Linked DNA regions of Homo sapiens: regions 2 and 3 are each linked to region 1. The links are chromatin contacts, found by Hi-C or POLR2A ChIA-PET in ENCODE. All regions are on one chromosome and are shown on one strand. Each heading gives the region's core, a stretch centred on a gene start or an enhancer-like site at or near the end of the contact. The rest is flanking DNA. Distances are from core to core; before and after follow the strand shown. Region 1 holds the start of ZBTB6 (zinc finger and BTB domain containing 6). Region 2 overlaps NEK6 (NIMA related kinase 6). Region 3 holds the start of ARPC5L (actin related protein 2/3 complex subunit 5 like).

Evidence for each region. Hi-C counts contacts between places; a loop is a spot of excess contacts on that map. ChIA-PET counts read pairs that join two places held with the same protein, here RNA polymerase II (POLR2A). Pooled maps may share reads with other maps.
Region 2: a loop to region 1 is called in a map of transverse colon, with 18 times the contacts of the local background. The contact joins the enhancer-like site here to the promoter of ZBTB6 in region 1. A Hi-C loop is called at or near these places in 1 of 168 maps with a recorded cell type or tissue (transverse colon). POLR2A ChIA-PET finds 5 or more read pairs at or near these places in 1 of 52 experiments (MCF 10A).
Region 3: a loop to region 1 is called in a pooled map, with 7 times the contacts of the local background. The contact joins the promoter of ARPC5L here to the promoter of ZBTB6 in region 1. A Hi-C loop is called at or near these places in 1 of 168 maps with a recorded cell type or tissue (naive thymus-derived CD4-positive, alpha-beta T cell), 4 of 37 single-sample maps with no recorded cell type and 9 of 50 pooled maps.

Annotation. Positions count from the first base shown.
Region 1 is chr9:122,911,798-122,915,458 of GRCh38, forward strand. It overlaps ZBTB6 (zinc finger and BTB domain containing 6), which reads right to left and starts at 1,526. Exons shown (of 2, transcript NM_006626.6): 1 at 1,454-1,526; 2 at 1-284. The coding sequence starts at 275. RefSeq lists enhancers at 1,241-1,350, 1,361-1,590, 3,059-3,661.
Region 2 is chr9:124,308,315-124,312,039 of GRCh38, forward strand. The region is part of intron 2 of NEK6 (NIMA related kinase 6); the gene reads left to right. Among named protein-coding and RNA genes, the nearest start is that of NEK6, 52 kb to the left of the region's middle. RefSeq lists enhancers at 166-1,013, 1,096-2,295, 1,862-2,709. Within about 2 kb of position 1,442, at least 3 of the 41 ENCODE cell types and tissues checked have a DNase peak (open chromatin) inside an H3K27ac peak, as active enhancers do.
Region 3 is chr9:124,860,849-124,864,457 of GRCh38, forward strand. ARPC5L (actin related protein 2/3 complex subunit 5 like) reads left to right here and starts at 1,282. Exons shown (of 6, transcript NM_030978.3): 1 at 1,282-1,550; 2 at 3,140-3,259. RPL35 (ribosomal protein L35) reads right to left here and starts at 1,109. Exons shown (of 4, transcript NM_007209.4): 1 at 1,062-1,109; 2 at 571-707. The coding sequence starts at 1,064. RefSeq lists enhancers at 610-1,233, 669-718, 759-868, 1,309-1,528 and a silencer at 1,019-1,288.

The DNA.
Region 1 (3,661 bases), core at 276-2,775:
GCTCCAGTATAGCAAGACAGTAACAATTTTCTGCCAACTTCTGCACTCTGTAAGATGGTGATTCTGACATGTTTTGACTGTGTGAGTAAAAACTGATCTCTCATAAAAGTGGAGCAAGCAGCCAAAATCACCTTGTGCCCCTGGAACTCAGTGTCATTAATGTAAATTGATACATCACAAAATAAATTCTGCTGTCTCAAAAGATTCATTTTCTGCAAGACCACATCTCCTTGCTGTTCAAACTGGAAATGCAGAACATCAGACTCAGCAGCCATGATCACAATCTAAGCAAAATAAAACACAAACATTGATGTAATAAGGATAGGGAATGCTTTCCCATGCTGTAATGGTGAAAACAAACGAAAAACCCCAAACCTGAATTAGGAAGAAGAAGACTCAAAGTCTAATGTAGGTGTTATGAACCTTTATGCCACCATCTCAAAACGAGAACTTTATAATGCACTTCTCTATGATCTCATAGCACATTTTTCATAACTTTGTTACAACATTCATTACAATGAATTGTAGTGAACAGTTTCTAGCTTGTTTCTTTTGCTAAATGTTGTGTGCCTTGTGGTCAAGAACAATCTATCAATTTTGAATATCCAATATAAGCACTGTGACCACCAAAAAGTTGATTTAACATAATATATCCAATTAGCAACTTTAACGTAATCTCCAAACTTCCTACTCCCCACCACTACAACAGGTCCTCCTTCCGGTTCACCTGGACAACTGCAATGTCTTCCAACAGGTCTTCTTTATACCACACTCTTCTGTATGCCAGATTACCCGCCTGAGTGCCACCAGGATTAACAACCCTTATTTTATTTTATTTTTAATTTCCCTTTTCTGCTTTAAATCTTCTATCGTTCTTCTCTACCTCCGGGACAGTCCAGATTTCTTAGGAAAGAATACGAGACCCATCACGATTTGGCTCTAACCCATCTTTATGGCTTTATCACCTTCTATTCTCTTTTTCATACTCGAACCTCGTTCAATACTAAATTTTTCCATCATTACCCAGACAAAAAGACACGAATACACATTTCTTACATTCGCGTTTCCAGTTCCTTTTTTCAGCTAGTGATTAGGCTCCTTTAAGCCCAAATCAAGTAAAACTAATATGACTCCACCTCCCGTTTCAACCAGAGAGAGTCAGCTGCTCTCTGAGCACCGCGAGATGGTGCCTGATGCATCTGTGTTCCTGCACCGAGCTCAGGGGCCCACACAGAGCAGGAGGAGCTCAGGGAACATCTGCTGAACTGAAACCGGATGCCAGGTTCAGCACACAGGTATTCTGGAGGCAACCCTGCGAAGGGCCAAGGCCCTGTCGGCCCAGTGGTTGCAGCACAAGATTAGCCACTCCGGGGCCGAGCCCAGCTGTCCTCCTCCTCCTCCTCCTCTTCCTCAGGCACCCTCCACCTGAGGAATCTACTTTGCACTCACTCACCGACTCAGAAAACTAGAGTCAAGGATTCCGCGGCAGCGTCTGCCCAAGCCGGAAGATGGACTTAGCCTGGAAGAAAACACATCCGGTGCCAACCAGCTTTATTCTTTACTGGGGCCCTCTAGGCGCCCCGGAAGGACATTCTGAGACGGTCTTCCTTCCTCACTTCCCCCCTCTTGGAATGACAGAAAGGCTCCTGAATGCCGGCAAGCCCCATCTCTCTTGTCCCAGTTTCGGCACTCGAGCCGTTTTCCCCCACCATCCCTTTTTTTTTTTAAGACGGAGTTTCGCTCTTGTTGCCCAGGCTGGAGTGCAATGGCGCGATTTCGGCTCACTGCAACCTTCGCCTCCCGGGTTCAAGCGACTCTCGCTCCGCAGCCTCCCAAGTAGCTGAGATTACAGGCGCCCGCCACCACGCCCGGCTCATTTTTGTATTTTTAGTAGAGACGGGGTTTCACCATGTTGGCTAGGCTGGTATCGAACTCCTGACCTCAGGAGATCCGCCCGCCTCGGCCTCCCTAAATGCTGGGATTACCGGGTTGAGCCACCGCGCCCAGCCGAGCCATTTCCTTTTGTGAGTCCTCCTGAACATCCGAATTGGAGACGGGGTTTGAGGTTCGGTTACGGCACGTCTGTCAGAGTAACCAGACCTTTTATGGATTATTCTGGGACGATTCCTCTCCTTATTGGGGCCACCTACAACTTGAAAGGTGGCAGAGCAGAAACTATCATAAAGATCCGTATTCGAGATTGCCTAGATAATGCCCCATCAGGAGATGGCCCCAACCTCTGGATCTAGCTTCACACTTAAATGCGTTCCTCCATCCCAAAACTTTTGGCCCAGCTGTTTCCTCTGACGTGCCCTAGCCTTTTCCCCAGGCTTTTTTTTTTTTTTTTTGAGACGGAGTCTCTCTCTGTCGCCCAGGCTGGAGTGCAGCGGCAGGATCTCGGCTCACTGCAAGCTCCGCCTCCTGGGTTCACGCCATTCTCCTGCCTCAGCCTCCCGAGTAAGCTGGGACTTCAGGTGCCCGCCACTTCGCCTGGCTAATTTTTTTTTTTTTGTATTTTTAGTAGAGACGGGGTTTCACCGTGTTAGCCAGGATGGTCTCGATCTCCTGACCTCGTGATCCGCCCGCCTTGGCCTCCCAAAGTGCTGGGATTACAGGCGTGAGCCACCGAGCCCGGCCTTCCCCAACGTATCTTTAAAGAACCCGTTTATAAATCTCATCATCCTGAAGCCATCCTGAACTGCCCTAAGATAATTGGTTCCCAGTTTGAAACCTGTAATCCCTTTTCCTGCCTTCATTATTGCACTTAACACGCCTGTATTAATTTGTGCCTCATCTAGGCAGAGTTATTTAGGACAGTGGCTTACTGATCTTTGTATTCTCGAAGTCTAGCACTTGGTAGGCATCAAGTATTTGTGCTGAATGAAGATATGACTGAAGAAATTCTTTTTCTTTTTTTTTTGAGACAGAGTCTCACTCTGTGGTCCAGGCTGGAGTGCAGTGGCACGATCTCGGCCTACCGCAACCTCCGCCTAGCAGGTTCAAGCAATTCTCCTGCCTCAGCCTCCCGAGTAGCTGGGATTACAGGTGCCTGCCACCACACCCAGCTACTTTTTGTATTTTTGGTAGAGACGGGGTTTCACCATGTTGGCCAGGCCGGTCTCGAACTCCTGACCTCAGGTGATCCACCCGCCTTGGCCTCCCAAAGTGCTGGGATTACAGGCATGAGCCGCCGCGCCCGGCCTCTGCACCAATTCTATTCCTTTTTTTTTTTTTTTTTTTTTTTTTTTGAGACAAAGTCTCGCTCTGTCGCCCAGACTGGAGTGCAGTGGTGCGATCTTGGCTCACTGCAAGCTCCGCCTCTCGGGTTCACGCCATTCTCCTGCCTCAGCCTCCCGAGTAGCTGGGACTAATGCCCTGCCACCAGGCCCGGCTAATTTTTTGTATTTTTAGTAGAGACGGGGTTTCACCGTGTTAGCCAGGATGGTCTCGATCTCCTGACCTTGTGATCCACCCGCCTCGGCCTCCCAAAGTGCTGGGATTACAGGCGTGAGCCACCGCGCCCGGCCGCCTCTGAACCAATTCTTAAAGGCAGTTGCTCTGCTCCTCCAGCAACAGGTTCTCGTGGAAGTAAATGAATCTAGTAACAACTTTCTGATTAATTCGTATTTTTTTCTGAAGGCAAGCTCAGCATGCTTAATAT
Region 2 (3,725 bases), core at 192-2,691, 1.4 Mb after region 1:
CACAACAGGGTTTCACACAAAGCAGGGACAGTGAGCAACAGAAACCAGTTTTCTGGGCTGGGTGAGGTAGCTCACACCTGTAATCCCAGCACTTTGGGAGGCCGAGGCAGGTGGATCACCTGAGGTCAGGTGTTCAAGACCAGCCTGGCCAACATGGTGAAACCCCATCTCTACTAAAAATACAAAAAATTTAGCCCAGTGTGGTGGCGGGCACCTGCTACTCCCCAGCTACTTGGGAGGCTGAGGCAGGAGAATCGCTTGAACCCGGGAGGCGGAGATTGCAATGAGCCGAGATCGCGCCACAGCGCTCCAGCCTGGGTGACAAGAGCAAAACTCTATCTCAAAAAAAAAAAAAAAAAAACCAGTTTTCTGAAAGGCCATCGGGGTGGTCGGTCATTAGTCAGCAGTGATCACATTTGGGGCCACCCTGGGCGCACTGTTCTGGGGCCAGCCCCACGCCCGTCTTGCAGTTTAGAGCCACACCAGACACTAATCACCAACATCATCTCCCAGAGTCCTCAGAGAAATCCTGGAGCCAGTGTTACTGTGCCTGTGTGTGGACGACCAGCCCAGGGTCACTTGGCTGCAGGGGCAAAAGTGGAACTTGCGGGGAGCTGACCCAGGAGCGGGGGAGGTCTTGGAGGTGGCGACGGAGCAGCCAGGCCTTCCAGGCCAAGGACACAGTTCACCCTTTCCCTTCTGCTGAGAGCCCCCAGGTGCACCAGGGCCAGGACTCTGCTGGCCCAGGCAGCTGCCCCCAGGAGCCTGGTGTCTCAAGGTGCCCCACACCTGAGCAGAGGCCACCCTGGGGACAGCGTCCTGTGGCAGCCCTGGGAGTGCAGTGGTGCCCCAGAGCCTGCTGGACCATGTCCCCAGCACACGTGCTCCATCTAGGAAGCTGCCCCACCAGAGGAGCTGGCCTCTAATTGGGTCGGATGGACTGTGACAAGAAATGCAAATCTGGGTCATCCATATGCGTGTGAGCAGCTGGAGCCCCAGCCACCTCCACCCACATCCACCAGGAGCTTCGGCCCCACTGTGGAGCTGCACGGTGTAGCCTCCCAGGACGGGCAGTGTTGGGAACCCCGGCCAGACTCCCACTAGTCACAGTAAGAAGCCTGGTCTTCCAGGGCAAAGACCCTCAGGGACCACTTCCTCCAAACCCTTCACTGTGCCTGGGGGAAACTGAGGCCCAAGAGGGGAGGGAGCCCACCCCCATCACCAGCAGTGCAGCTGGCTCTAGATCTGACAGGGAGTTCTAGCCTGTTTCCTGATTTGCGAGATGGGATTCATAACCCTTGCTTCATGAAGCTATTAGGAGTTTGGAGACATAGAGCTGTCTAAGCAGCTGGAAACTAGCACATAGTAGGCGTCTAACGTACAACACCTCATGGTTATTTTTATGAGTACGTGCGATTCTTCTAAGTGCTCAGAAAGCCGCCCTGGCTGTTTATGAGGGTATGTGATTTTGGCTGCATTCCTAGAGGTGACGGCGTCTGAGTCACAGAGTCCCACTGTGCGCCAGGTCGTGTCAGGCACATTCCATGTGTCATTCCACAAACATGCTCCAAGCAGTTGCTCTGGGGTCAGAGCCTCAGTGCAGAGGACGTGGAGGGGACTAGACAGGGGCCCCCTTTTGAAGAGGCCGGTGGCGGGTCCTGGGGCGGGGCCTGGGGCAGGGCTCAGGTGACTGAAAGAATGGAGGCTGGAGCAGGAAGTGGCAGGCCTGGCCGGTCAGGGGGTCTTGAGTGAAAAGCCGAGGAGGGATCTGAGCTGAGAGCCCACCCGATACGGAGCAAGAGCTTGGGCACCACAGTCCCCAGTCCTGGGGTCACACCCCAGCTCTGCTGTTCTTTGCTGCCTGATCAGAACAGGTCACTGCTACCCCTCCAAGCCTCAGATTCCTGAAATGGGGACAGCAGTGAGGCCCACTCACAGGGTTGTTCTGAGGACCCAAAGAGTGGGCGCGTGGGCGGTGTCTGCACAGAGCCCAGCATGCAGTAGACACTCAGGATGCCTGCTCTTCTTAGGTGGGTGCTCTGTGTACAGGTGTATTTACCCGACAGACATTGGCACATGGTGGATAAAATCATCATCTTCCTCCTCCAGCAGCCCTCCAGATCGGGTCCTCTGGCAGGACCCACCATGAGAGGTAATTAGGCCTCGAGGCTTCAAAGTCAAGGTTGGCCCAGCCCTCACCTTGCTGTGTGCTGTGAGGCCTGGACTCCCATCACTCACTCCCGCAGGAGGGTGTTCTGTAGAGTTCCCTCAGCCAAATCTGGAAGAGACATTTTCTTTTTTTTGAGATGGAGTCTCACCGTCACCCAGGCTGGAGTGCAGTAGCACGATCTAGGCCAACTGCAACCTCCGCCTCCCAGGTTCAAGCAATTCTCCTGCCTCGGCCTCCCAAATGGCTGGGATTTACAGGCACCCACCACCACACCCGGCTAATTTTTGTGTTTTTACAAAAATTTTTTGGCCAGGCTGGTCTCAAACTCCTGACCTTAAGTGATCGCCCGCCTCGGCCTCCCACAGTGCTGGGATTACAGGCGTGAGCCACTGCGCCTGGCCTAGAAGAGACATTTTCACTTTACTTTTTTCCCTGCTTTTCCAGTGAGTTTCTATTATTCATTAAGTCATGATTCAGGGTCCCAGAGTAGGGATCACCACATAACCAGGTTCCCCTCAGGCACTCTGGGAGAAGGACAGAGGAGAAGTTGATGGACCCAGCTTAGACCTGCCCAGGAGACGTGCCCCTGCTCCGCAGGCATCTCAGGCTGAGACGCAGCTGGTCCGGCCAGCAGTTCCTGGTGTTTCCAGGTGGGGAAGCAGCTGTCAGAAGGGCCAGTCCTGTAGTTCTCGGTTTGGTCTTGATGCCTTCCGCCAGGGTGCTGGCTCCTAAAGACGCCTCGGTACGGTGCCCGGCTCAGTGTGACCCTCACCAAAGACCCACTTCATGCTAGAAAGTTGAACTGCTTGTTCTGGCTTCACTAGGGGCGGTGGCATGGAGCTGGGTGATGTGGGCATGGCTGGCCCCTCTGGGCCTCAGTTTCCTCATCAGGCAAATGGAGACACAGCCGGGCCCATCTCACCATAGGGCAGGCCAGAGATGTGGCATCCTCTCCCCTTGTCTGTCTCCTCCTTCCCTGGCCCACTGTTGGCGCCCCCTCCTGCCTTTTCCTGAGAGCTCACTGCACAGGTGTCCTGGGGTCCTCCTGGCCACTGTGGTCTCACCTGGAGGCTCCATCCCTGGGCAGGTCCTAGCGCAGGATCATGTGTTCCAATGCTGGCCCCTGCAGAGTCTTTGTGGAGCTCTGGTTTCTTCACGACACCCTAAAAAAGGCAGTTTATCTAAAGGATGGGCTCAGGGTGTAAGGCTGCACATTTTTTTGAGAGGGGGACAGAGTCTCCATCACCCAGGCTGGAGTGCAGTGGCATGATCTCTGCTCACTGCAACCTCTGCCTCCTGGGTTCAAGCGATTCTCATGCCTCAGCCTCCTGAGTAGCTGGAATTATAGGCATGGGCCACCACACCCAGCTAATTTTTATATTTTTAGTGGAGACAGGGTTTCGCCATGTTGGCCAGGCTGGTCTCGAACTCCTGACCTCTCGAACTCCCGCCTCAGCTCCCAAAATGCTGGGATTACAGGCGTGAGCCACCACACCTGGCCAAGGCTATGAATATTAACCTTGGTTTTCTTGTCTGAGATGGGGAACGGCTGCCC
Region 3 (3,609 bases), core at 32-2,531, 1.9 Mb after region 1:
TTTTTTTTTTGGAGACAGGGTCTCACCTGTCAACCAGACTGAAGAGCAGTGGCCCCATCATAGCCTCCCAACTCCTGGGCTCAAGTGATCCTCCTGCCTCAGCCTCCAGAGTAGCTGGGACTACAGGCCTGTACCACCACACCCATCTAATTTTTTTTTGAGAAGTGGACTTTGTACCCAGGTTGATGAACTCCAAACCCATGTTCCTTTCACAAGTCTCCCGCACTCTTAGCCATGTAAAATAACTTACGCTGCCACTCCAGGGTGCAAGCCACCCACCTGCCAAGGGGGTTAAAAACTCAAGTGTTGGTGGGAAGCGGAAGGAAGGGGTCCGGGTAGGCTTTGAAGGCAGCATTAAGATGGGTCTCCGGGGATGCATTCCAGGCACAAGGACCGCAAGGTCAAGGCAGGTAAGAGGCTAAGCACACAACGGGTCTCCCATGCGCGCCAGGATGCACGGAGTGGGCATCTAAGCGGCCAGCTCCTTAAGCCAACTTTGAAATCCTCCGACGATCCCGATGCACACGTGCTCCCCACCCACGAGGGCTGTGATCCGGCCGCCTCACTTACATCTTAGAGAGCTTGGAGGCCGCACCGCCTGTCACTTTGGCGACGCGCAGCTGGGACAGCTCCACCTTCAGGTCGTCCAGCTGTTTCAGCAGCTCCTCCTTCTTCTTCCCGCGAAGATCTCGAGCCTTGATCTTGGCCTGCGCGCAAGAGAGAGTGTGCCTCAGCCAGGCCGCGGGGCCATATCCCCTTCACCTGCGTGGCCAGCCCCCAAAGGCGCGCGACTCGCCATCGACTACGAGTGCGCCGGAGCCCCAACCAGGGCTCAGGACAGTCTCCCTCGCCGGCCGTGCCTTGGGCAGAGTAACCCAGGCCCGGGCCGCGCGCCTCTCCCGGCGCCAAGCGAAGAGGCGGGTTGTGGTGGCGCCAGACCATTCTGCGCGGCGCCCCACAGGCCTAGGTGGCAGATAGAATCCGCGGGCTCAGCCCGCACCGCCTTCCCCAACCCCCGCGCCTCACAGCGCTCGGATGGCGCCCGATTCCGCAGCTCTCACCATTGCTGCACAAGCCGCCAACGCCGCCGCCCGCTCCGAGGGAAAGAGGAAGTAGGCGGGGCTGACCTCCGCAACTACTGCCGGGTGGCGGCGGGCGCGGCCAATGGCGCCGCAGCGGGGGAGCCCCGGCTCCGCCTCATCTCCCCCGCCCCCGAGGAACGCCGTGGTACTGCCCGCCCCGCCTGGTAGGGCCGGAGCCCCGCCTTGTAGTGCTCGCCTCATTCACGGCACCCCTGATAGCGAGGTCGGCGTCACGGTGTAGGCGCGCAGTTGGGGAAACCGAGGCCCAACGTGGGCGGCAGCTACCAGAGATGGCACACGGAGGACTCAAATTCGTCCATTCAGTCATTCGTTCATTCATTCCTTCGGGAAACCTTGCAGATCTCCCAATCTGGGCAACTCTGAGCTGGGCGCCAGTAGTCTGGGGGTGCTGACGGGAGGAGGGGCCAGAGTTTTCAAAGACGATTAACCGAGGCTCACGTCGCGGAGGAATTTAAAGCGCGAGATGGACGGGAGGGGCGGGCTCAGGCAGTTATAATCCAACTCCATAAAGGTTCTGGGGAGGCAGTATATGGAACTGCAAAGAGCATTTACACCTTTTTTTTTTTTTTTTTTTTTGAGACAGAGCTTCATTCTGTCGCCCAGGGTGCCAGGCTGGAGTGCAGTGTCGCGATCTCGGCTTACTGCAACCTCCGCCTCCCGGGTTCAGCGATTCTCCTGCCCCAGCCTCCCGAGTAGCTGAGTAGCTGGGATTACAGGCATGCACCACCACGCCTGGCTAATTTTTTGTATTTTTAGTAGAGACGGGGTTTCGCCATGTTGCCCAGGCTGATCTTGAACTCCTCAGCTCAGGTGATCCCCTCGCCTCGGCCTCCCAAAGTGCTGGGATTACAGGCGTGAGCCACCACGCCTGGCCCCAGCCTTTATTTATTTTTTTTATTTTTTAATTTTTTTTTTCAGACAGGGTCTCGCTCTGTCACCCTGGCTGGAAGGCATGGCGCGCTCTCCGCCCACCAAAACCTCCGCTTCCCGGGTTCAAGCAGCCCTCCCACCTCAGTCTCCCGAGTAGCTGAAACTACAGGCACAAGCCACCAGGCCTGGCTAATTTGTTTATTTTTTGTAGAGCTGTTGCCCAGGGTGGTCTCCTGGGCTCAAGCAATCCGCCCTCCTCGGCCTCCCAGAGTGCCTAGGATTACAGGGGTTAGCCACCTCGCCTGGCCATACAGCCTTTTTTATTTTTATTTTATTTTTTATATATTTTTTGAGATGGAGTCTGGCTCTGTCGCCTAGGCTGGAGTGCAGTGGCGCGATCTCGGCTCACTGCAACCTCCACCTCCCGGGTTCAAGAGATTCTCCTGCCTTGGCCTCCCCAGTAACTGGGACTACAGGTGTGTGCCACTACACCCAGCTAAATTTTTGTATTTTTAGTAGAGACAAGGTTTAGCCAGGCTGGTCTCAAACCCCTGACCTCAAGTGATCCACCCGCCTCAGCCTCCCAAAATACTGGGATTACAGGTGTGAGCCACTGCGCCCGGCTAGTACAGCCTTTTTTAAAGTGAACCTGACCAGGTTTCAAATTCTTGCTCTGCTGCCAAGGTAGTAGTTGAGACTCTTGGGAAATCTCTTCCCCTTTCTTGAGTCTCAGTTTGCTCACATGTGAAATGAGGCATTTATGAGAATTAGAGGAGATATCTGTAAAGCTGTTAACCCGAAATCTGACGCATAACAATGGCTCAAAATATCATTGGTGTTCATGTTCCCAGAGGAAGGAACACTTCAGTAGAGCCCGGAAAGTGAAACGGGAATTCACAAGGCAGGGCATGTTTAGGCTTTCTGATTAATGTCTGCCAACCAGTAGGCATTAATCAGCACTCCAGTGCCACTCCCTTGCCCTTAATAAAGACATGCCACCTCTTAGAGTTATGGTTGAAGCCAGATTGTCCTCTTGTTACTACCAGCTGTAACCACCCACAAGGAGACTTCTCCCATCTCCTATGAGTAGCAACCTCTGTGCAATCCTTTCCTTAGCCCCAAACAGGCTGAAATAAAATGATGCATTTATGTGTCTATTTCCACAGCCAACCTAGAAGTTCTCTGGGGACAGAACCTTGGCGGACAACTGAATTAATTGTTCTAGTCTCCAGGCCCAGTACATGGATGCTTGTTGGATGAATTAATGAACCTTGACCCACACCAAGGTGAGGAAGGCTTTCAGGAGGTGGAGGGATATGGGGAAAAAAGAGAGTAGAGAGAGGGCAATCCCGGCATGGCTTAGACTTTTTTTTTTTTTTTTTGAAATGGAGTCTTGCTGTGTCACCCAGGCTGGAGTGCAGTGGCACAATTTCAGCTCACTGTAACCTCCACCTCCCAGGTTCAAGCGATCCTTGTGCCTCAGCCTCCTGAATAGCTGGGATTACATAGGTGCGTGCCACCATGCCCGGCTAATCTTTGTATTTTTGTTTTTTTCCAAAATGGAGTCTTGCTCTATTGCCCAAGCTGGAGTGCAGGGGCACAATCTCGGCTCTCACTGCAACCTCTGCCTCCCAGG